Linked DNA regions of Homo sapiens: regions 2 and 3 are each linked to region 1. A link is a contact called in ENCODE Hi-C data. All regions are on one chromosome and are shown on one strand. Each heading gives the region's core, a stretch centred on a gene start or an enhancer-like site at or near the end of the contact. The rest is flanking DNA. Distances are from core to core; before and after follow the strand shown. Region 1 has its middle 37 kb from the start of TFB1M. Region 2 overlaps ZDHHC14 (zDHHC palmitoyltransferase 14). Region 3 has its middle 59 kb from the start of SNX9.

Region 1 (2,860 bases), core at 312-2,811:
CCTGTCCAAGTGGCTCAGATAGGTGTGTCTCCCAGCAGTTCCATGCAAAGGCAGGATCGTTTCCTGACTGCAGTGTGAAGAACTGGAACTGAGACTGAGCCCCTTCATGATTTTCGGTGGGACAGAGACTTAAAAACCTGTCACAAAGGCTTGGACAGGTAAATATCCCAACAGTTCCCTGTGTGGAAAGAATATCTCCCAGGCTGGGGCAGAGAAGTACTAGCACCAAGACTGGGCCCCTTCAAAATCTGTGAAGACAGAGGCCAGTAAGTCTGTCTCAGTAACTCAAATGGGTGAGTCTCCCTCTGCATCCTGTGTGAGCAATACTAAGCTGGGAACACAGCTGAAAGGGACTAGAGCCAAGTTGCAGGATAACTTTCAAGTCTACTACTGAAACTGATGTCAGCAAGCAGATGAGCCTTTCTGCTGAGGCAATAGTGTGCATGATTCCTCCTGGACCCTTTGGAAAATTGTTTTGTTTGTAGGTTCAAGGCAAGCCTTTAGGGAATGGGGCTGGTTTGAGGTTTGAACTCAGAAGCACAGTCAGCCAGTCTGACACCTAGGTGCAGGTCTGCACTCTCAAAACCACTATCCTAGGTCTTGGGCTCCACCAGGTTTCACAGCCTTCTACCTGAATCTCAGAGACCCAGAAGGAGACTTTTTTCTGTGGATGGGATTCTTACTGAGGGAAGATAAGAGCAAGTGACCCCCAATCCTCTAACTGGCTAACATCACTCCATCCAGAAATAACTTTTTAGTGATCAGGGTCCCTTTGAGGTGAAGCCCTTTAAGCTTAATGAGACCTAAAAGAAAAAGTGATCAGGAGATGACCATTTAAAAAACTACTTCAAATAGAATGCAGTTAGGCTGAAATGAACCAGAAACACTGATTCACTGACCTTCCTGAAATGTAAAACACTTTCTGGAACCAAGTGGATCTTTCTCATTGATTTTTCTAAAGCTCCTTAGGGCATCTTTAGTGCCACATAAAAAGTACTTGCCAAAGGAACCATGTAGTTTGTACTAGAAGCTCTTAAGTGAAGAGTTAATTCTCAAAATAGATTTTGGTTATCTCAGATCGCCACAAGATCAAGTGAAGAATCCCACAGATCTGGCTGGGTGCGGTGTCTCATGCCTATAATACCAGCACTCTGAGAGGCCGAGGCAGGCAGATAACCTGAGGTCGGGAGTTCAAGACCAGCCTGACCAACATGGAGAAACCCCATCTCTATTAAAAATACAAAATTAGCTGGGCGTGGTGGTGCATGACTATAATCTCAGCTACTTAGGAGGCTGAGGCAGGAGAATGACTTGAGCCCAGGAGGCGGAGGTTGTGGTGAGCCGAGATCACGCCATTGCACTCCAACCTGGGCAACAAGAGTGAAACTCCATCTCAAAAAAAAAAAGAAAAAGAAAAAGAAAGAAAGAAAGAAAAAGAAAAGGAAAGGAAAGAATCCCACAGATCTCACAATCTTTTTTCTGTCAAATTTTAGTCATTCACTCATTCATTCAGCTAATGTAGCACATATTAACTGAGGCTCCAGTTAACTTGTTAGGCAATACTTATGCCTTCATGAGTGCTCTATCACTTTTTAAAATTGAAACAGAAATAAGTAGATATAAGTAGATTAGAACATGTATCCATTCATCCACATTATCCATGCTGAGACACTTTAAAGCCAAAATTGGGTTTTTTAAATTTTATTATTTATTTATTTATTTTGCCTACGTGGTCATGTCTGATACCTGTTTGGGTAATGATTAGAACATAGTGACAGATGTAGAAATATGACTCAAAACTAAACTGGGGCAGCTTTCCCAAAAAAGTAACTGAAGACTGTGTTCAAGCCTTGCATATACATAGACACCTGCTATATTTGCATAGCCCAGGCTTGCAGGAAACTCTAATCAATCATTTTCTGTGTGTAGAATTATTCAACCAGAAAACCATTACTTATTTCACCAGAAAAATTTTGTTTTTTCATTGCTGCTAGATTAGTTACATCCCATCTCCCCACTTCCCTCTCTTCATCAGCAAACAAAGTTTATACCAAATTATATGGATCAATGTCTCAGCCTATAAGAAATTTTGGTTTATTTTTAAATTTTCAAAAAGGTGGATTCTTTCATTTCTTTTGTTAATGTGCAATAAAAATTCTATCTTCTCTTACATATTTCTTTAATTATATTTATTGAGTGTTCTTCACTGGGCCAGGTGCTAGAAAATTTGTAAACAAAAGGAGAGAAATATTGATTAAATAATCATTAAAAAGTAAGCAATTACAAATCATGATGACTGATAAGAAGGAAAAGTAGAAGTTGCTACCTGGAAAGATAAAAAGGGGGAACCTGATAGAGTTGTGGGATTGGGGGGGTTGTGGGTCAATAAAGAAGCAATGATTGAGCTGAGATTTTAATAAATAGACATTAACTTAGAGGAAGTTCAGAGAGGGGGATCAAGAGAGAGATGAGAACGTTGCAGGCAAGGAAAAATAAAGTATGTGCCAAGGCCCTGAGGCAGGAGGGAGACTGCGCGTTGAAGGACTGAAAGGTTTAAGAGAATATAGGAAATACCTGAGAAAATGGCCAACTAGAAGTAGCTAGTGTGCACTGCTCTCACAGAAAGGAATGGAAGGGGTGCATAAATACAGCATTTTCAACTGATACATCCAGGTAAATGCATTGGGTCTAATCAAAGAAACAATTCAACCCACAGAGAATCGAGAAAAGCAAGGCAGGTTGATAGCCCACCCAGGAGTAACACAGAGCCAGGGGAACCTCCTCTACCCAGGGAGGTGGTGAGTGAATGTGTGACCCCAGGAACCCATGCTTCCCTCATGGATCTTTGCAACTCTTAGGT
Region 2 (2,884 bases), core at 277-2,776, 2.2 Mb before region 1:
TTCCCCTCCAGCCTCCAGGCTTGTAGTGGGAGCAAGGACTCTGCCTTAGTTACCACCTCCAGGAGTCCAGCCCAGCTCCGGGTGCCTGGGAGACACTAGGCCCTTGTGGAGCCGGCTTCTTACCGCAGGAAGACCATGAACCCTACATCCACATGGCCCCAGCCTCCATGCCGCCTTGCTCCCTTTCACCTCCTGGGCAGCCTCTTGTCAGGAATGCACAGCTCTTGCAGGGCAGGGGTGGGGTTGGGGAGTTCTAGGTTCTTCCTTGACCTGGGCACAGTGGGTGCTTGGGGGGCGGTGGGAGGCGGGAGGGAACCGTTGTCCTGAGCAGCTTCCTAGCTGACACAACCTCCATTTTCTGAGGAGGCTGCCCCTCTCCACAGCACTACACTTCACACACATAAAACGCTCCCTATATATGTGAGGATATTTTAAGTCAGTGACTCTCAAACATTACTGTGCTAGATGCAGATTCCCAGGTCCTGTCTCCAACAGACTCTGGGTGGTGAGCTCAGGACTGGGCCTGGAACCTGCCTGCGAATGAGCTGCTCAGGTGGCTCATCGAGTGTCTGCTGACCTCAGCGAGAGGCAGCAGCTTAGGGTCCCCTCCCTCTCTGTACCTGGAGAAGTGGTAGTCTTCACAGACCCTCTCGGGAGCCCCCACCCCAAATCTGCCTAGAGAATCGCATGGAGAGCCCAGCAGCAGCCCTGGCCCCACCAACAGAAAATGAGGGGCCAGCCAGGGACAGCGGAACAAGGCAGAGACCCCTCGCCACGCTCACAGAGCTTCTGGCCCAGGAGTCCCAGCGTCCACCCTGGGAGCTTCTGCAGCGCCTTCTCTGAGGCTGCACCAGCTGTTCTCACGGCTAAACCCCAGTTGGGCATCCCTGGTCCCCACTTCTGCCCTTCATTGCCCAGGGCTGTGGGTGTTGTGGTCACAGATGGACTGACTTATAGGCCCTTCCTCTCTCTTCTCATGGTTGCCAACCAGGCTACTGCAGGTCCCCACAGCCCCTACGCCCCCAGGCTGCAGCTGCTCCGTCTGACTGCCCCACACATGTTTTCTGGATACCTTCAAGCTGCATCTTCTGCCCCTTCCCTGTGAAAAGCTGTGTGAGTTGAGGAACTGAAATCATTTTGTTTATATGTTATAAACACCCAGGTTTCTCACTGAACCCACAAAAACCTCAGATACTAAGGGAAAAAAAGTATCTAACCCTCTGAGAACATCTATGTATTCTGCGTTTAACTTTTAAATTCAGGGCCCAGCACAGTGGCTCACACCTGTAATCCCAGCACTTTGGGAGGCCAACATGGTGAAAACCCCACTTATCTACAAAAAATACAAAAAATAGCCGGGTGTGGTGGTGCACACCTATAATCCCAGCTACTTGGGAGGTGGAGGCAGAATCACTTGAAACCAGGAGGTGGAGGTTAAAGTGAGCCATGATCACGCCACTGCACTCCAGGCTGGGTGACAACAGTGAAACTCCATCTCAAATAAATAAATAAATTCAACTCAACAATTCAAGAGGTCTGGGTGAGAGCACCTGCTCTGTGCCAGGTGTGCGTGTATAGTTTCTGTTTCCTAATTATAAACTGAGGGTGGCTGCTTTGTCATTTTTGTCCCCCATGTGTATCTGAGCGCCGGGACAGCAGGTCTCACATGCGCGCCCGTCGGACACTCTACCTGCTGAGTCAGAATTTCCAGGGGAAGGTGCTCACTTGTATATGTATACATTTTATTACTGAAAATAATACACACGGTAAGAAAAAAAGCAAGCAGGTAAACATTTCCAACCTCCACGGGATTCTATTCTGCACTACGATGGCAGCCTTCAGCCTAGACCGTGTCCTGGCACGTGCCAGCTGCTCAGCAGGTGTTTGATGAAAACTCAGCATGGCCTCTGAGCTTTGTCCCTGGCCCTGACCCCAGCAAGGCATGCTTCTTCCACACACGGGATAGATTGTTTTCAATGAAGCAGAGTGAATGTCGTTCTCAGGTGTAGTTGCAAGAAGCCACACTCAGCAATGCTCTCTGAGGCGATTTCCAATAAAGGACCGCCTTGCACAGGGCAGCTAACACCCCCACGCTCTGAGGACCTGGGCTCCCCGAAATGTCCTTCTGCACTCTGCATTTAAATGCTGACTATTTTTTGGTTTTAGTTTCTTATGGGCTTCCATTCCAAACAACTCATTACAGTCTTGTTCAATTTCTTCTTTCTCATGTTCTAGTGGGTTCGTGATTAGACACGCCACGCCTCATAATGTTGTGCTTGGATAAGCAATCTGCTATTTTCACAGCTTCTTCAGGTTAATGCATCCGTTCCTCATAATGCTTCTGTGAGTCAGGCAAGGCCGTGGGATCCCATTATCCAGATGAAAACACAAAGCCCCTAGAGAGAATTCGTGATTTGCCAAGGCCAAGGCAATGAGTAAGAAGTACTGCTTAATAAATGTTTGCTGAATGCATATCTATTAATGCTAGAGTTTATGTAATGACATTTACTGATTTTTTTTCTTCTAATTATAAAGGTAACACATGCTCATCATAGGGAATATCAGAAACGTACAGAGAAAAAAACTAAAATTACTTGCCAGTCCAATCACAAAAAAAAACTTGTTTATATTTCCTTATAATTCCTATATATATTAAGATCCCAATGTACATCCAATTTTGTATTTTGCATATTTTCATTGAAATTGTATAAGGATAACTTTTATAAGCCATTAGATATCTTTGATATCAATATTTTAAGACGTTCTAACAACGTGGCGTTTACAGAAGCAGATTGCAAAGGTGATTCACGAGGACGTGGTGGTTGGCCATCTCTCTGGGATAAGTGGTCTTCAGCCGGGCACCTGCTGCCCCACAGGCTTTTGA
Region 3 (2,863 bases), core at 18-2,517, 2.4 Mb before region 1:
AATGATAAAACAAAACAAATACATTTCAGGCGGGGCGCGGTGGCCTACGCCTGTAATCCCAGCACTTTGGGAGGCCGAGGCGGGCGGATCACGAGGTCAGGAGATCGAGACCATCCTGGCTAACATGGTGAAACCCCGTCTCTACTAAAAATACAAAAAATTAGCCAGGCGTGGTGGCGGGCGCCTGTAGTCCCAGCTACTTGGGAGGCTGAGGCAGGAGAATGGCGTGAACCTGGGAGGCGGAGCTTGCAGTGAGCCGAGATCGCGCCACTGCACTCCAGCCTGGGCGACAGAGCGAGACTCCGTCTCAGAAAACAAACAAACAAACAAAAAAAAACAAATATATTTCAAAATGAACACCCGAAGCCCCCACAGTCATAGCTGTGTGCCTCCATGCACCTCTGCAATGTGGTGGGAGCGGGAATATCCATGCCCAAATACTTGCCCATAAATATCTCCCATCTAACTCTTTGTGGAGGAGATCAGATCCGAGTGGAAGGGCTCGGTGTCCCTGAGGGTAACGCCCATTGTCTAAGCAAGAGGAGTCTCTTTCTAACCCTAATAGGCTTGTTAACTCTTGGTGTTCTTCCTGTTCCTTTTTAGATAATCTATTAGGTTGGCACAAAAGTAATTGCAATCTTTGCCATTAAAAGTAATGGTAAAAACCGCAGTTACTTTTGCACCAAAATAATACATCACAGGTTTATACTCAGCCTTTGTTACTATTTTAGGTTGAATTATTTCCGTGCAAACCCTCAGAGCACAGGGATCTGTAATTATACTTTGCAAGAGATGTTACGTGCTACCAGCAAATTTTCCAGCTCAGTGATGCAAGGCAGGAGCTGTACATCTTCTCACATGTGGTTATTCATTCCATACAGTACTGAGAAAGAGCCTTAGTCACATTTGGACTCCCTAAGGAAGTGTCAGGCCACATCACTGCAGCCACATTCCTGCACAGAGCTTGCCTCAACCTCGCTCCTCCAGGCGAGCTCCATGCCGGCCACGTGATGGCCCCCGCCAGTGTTGAGAAGTGATTCATCGTCAGCTCCAGGGGAAAAACAGACTGTGTAGGAAGGTTCCATATGACAAAAACATCCGGATTTTTTTTCTTTCTGCCTTCTACTGGGCAATTCAGACCTTGTTATCATACAATTGAGGTGGAAATGTGACGTAATTAAACTGATTTATGAAAGTCACATACAGAAACCAGAGTCATTTTTTAGAGCCCCAGTGTGGTTAAAGTTTACTTCCTCTGTACATTTATAGCAAAGGCTTTTGAACATGGTTGAGGGCAGAGAGCCAGTTTCGGGTAGATTGGGAGAAGGTCTATTTGCTGGTTACTGCTGCTTCAATTTATATTTCCCCCTCAGTTTTACCAAGGAAAAGGCCTTAATGGACTGAATTCAATGTGAAGCTTGTGTGATTCTCTATCTGTGGCCACTTCAATGTGAACGCCAATGACCATGAGCCGGGTAATGACTTGGAAATATACTAGACAGAGCACAGCCATGGGAAATACCACGGAAGACTATGTTAGCTCCAGAATAACATCATTAAAACTAGCTTAATTTAGTACAGCATCTGGATCAGAAATAGTCCTAAACATGCATACACAAAGCAAGTATACATTTGCATGATACGTACACAGAGCTTTAAAAAGCAACCTGGATATAGTGTGTCAGTTTTCAGAAAGGGACCAAGATGAGATTAATGAACCTTGACACCTGCTTTGCTCTCTTCCACTGCCGTAGAAATCCTCTCTGCTGAGAGTCTGGCATACTTCATAGATACAGTATTTGGAGAAGCAGCAAGGCTGGATGGTTTGTGTAACACACTGGAAACGTCATGAGGCTGATTCTAGATTTGCCAGTCATCAACTGGGGGCACTTGGCCACGTTTTCTAACTCACAAAGGTTTTCCAGGATAACATTTCATGCTACCTCCCCTTGGTGTTTTGAGGAATCGTCAATAGGACAGACAGGCAAGCACATGAGAAACATAAGCTGCTAGTTGGCACAGGTGTGTTGGGCTGCTGGAATCAGGCAGGTGTATGGAGCCGGGTGACTCATGGAGGAGGAGGGGTTCCACCTGGAAGGGACACTCCCTGGTCTCTCTCCACATAGCTAATGTGAGTCACCACATTCCTGGCTCCCTGCCTGACTTGCTTCCGGGTCAACCACGGAACCCCAGGGCCACCTGGGGTTGGGCCTGCTCCAGCTGTTCCCTTCGGAGCCTTGCCCTGCTTGCTTTGCACTTGTTAGAAGAGGGAGCAGGTACTTCCCCGCAGGGACCTGTGTCTGCCTTCAGCTGTCTAAATTCCATGGAGAAGGCCTGGAGATCCATGGGGAAAACTCCTTTCATTCTGGGATGGTCTGGCCTGGAAGCCCGGAGCAGCTTCCTCAACCCCGCCGCCCTCCCCTTTTCCCTGCCTTGTACCCAAGGAGCCCCAGCCCCTACTCCACATCACAGAGGGCAGAGGTGGAGCCCACCTGGGACGGTGGCCACCTATACCCTCATCACCAGGCCTACATCAGCACCCTCTGGGCGTGACTTCCCTCACTTTCTAGGTAATGAAGAAAAAGATCGTGTTTTACATTGAGACGTATAATCTGTGTAGCTTGGAAGAGGAGAATATGCAACCCCCAAATATGCATAAGGATTGTTGAGCTGAAGGCCATTAAAAAGCAGATGCAGGAGAGCTCTCTGCCCTCGCTCTATTTGCCTAAAGCGGGGCACAAAGACAAAAGGTGTCCTGTCCCCCTTCCACCAGGGAGAACAAAGGTTAACCACGGAAGACAATTTCAAACCCTGTCAGCCTGGAGATGGTACTGGAGGAACCCACATGGGCAAGCCTCACCGA

The links. Hi-C counts contacts between places; a loop is a spot of excess contacts on that map. Pooled maps may share reads with other maps.
Region 2: a pooled map shows a loop between it and region 1 (15-fold over the local background). The contact joins two enhancer-like sites. A Hi-C loop is called at or near these places in 9 of 37 single-sample maps with no recorded cell type and 4 of 50 pooled maps.
Region 3: a pooled map shows a loop between it and region 1 (16-fold over the local background). The contact joins two enhancer-like sites. A Hi-C loop is called at or near these places in 4 of 37 single-sample maps with no recorded cell type and 4 of 50 pooled maps.

The regions. Positions count from the first base shown.
Region 1 is chr6:155,350,500-155,353,359 of GRCh38, reverse strand. No RefSeq gene overlaps it. Among named protein-coding and RNA genes, the nearest start is that of TFB1M, 37 kb to the right of the region's middle. Within about 2 kb of position 1,561, at least 2 of the 41 ENCODE cell types and tissues checked have a DNase peak (open chromatin) inside an H3K27ac peak, as active enhancers do.
Region 2 is chr6:157,560,293-157,563,176 of GRCh38, reverse strand. All of the region lies in intron 2 of ZDHHC14 (zDHHC palmitoyltransferase 14), which reads right to left. Among named protein-coding and RNA genes, the nearest start is that of MIR3692, 33 kb to the right of the region's middle. RefSeq lists enhancers at 1,000-1,079, 1,200-1,279, 389-1,362, 1,640-1,769. Within about 2 kb of position 1,526, at least 6 of the 41 ENCODE cell types and tissues checked have a DNase peak (open chromatin) inside an H3K27ac peak, as active enhancers do.
Region 3 is chr6:157,762,820-157,765,682 of GRCh38, reverse strand. No RefSeq gene overlaps it. Among named protein-coding and RNA genes, the nearest start is that of SNX9, 59 kb to the left of the region's middle. RefSeq lists enhancers at 1,082-1,131, 2,022-2,091, 1,664-2,863, 2,365-2,863 and a silencer at 1,622-1,731. Within about 2 kb of position 1,267, at least 35 of the 41 ENCODE cell types and tissues checked have a DNase peak (open chromatin) inside an H3K27ac peak, as active enhancers do.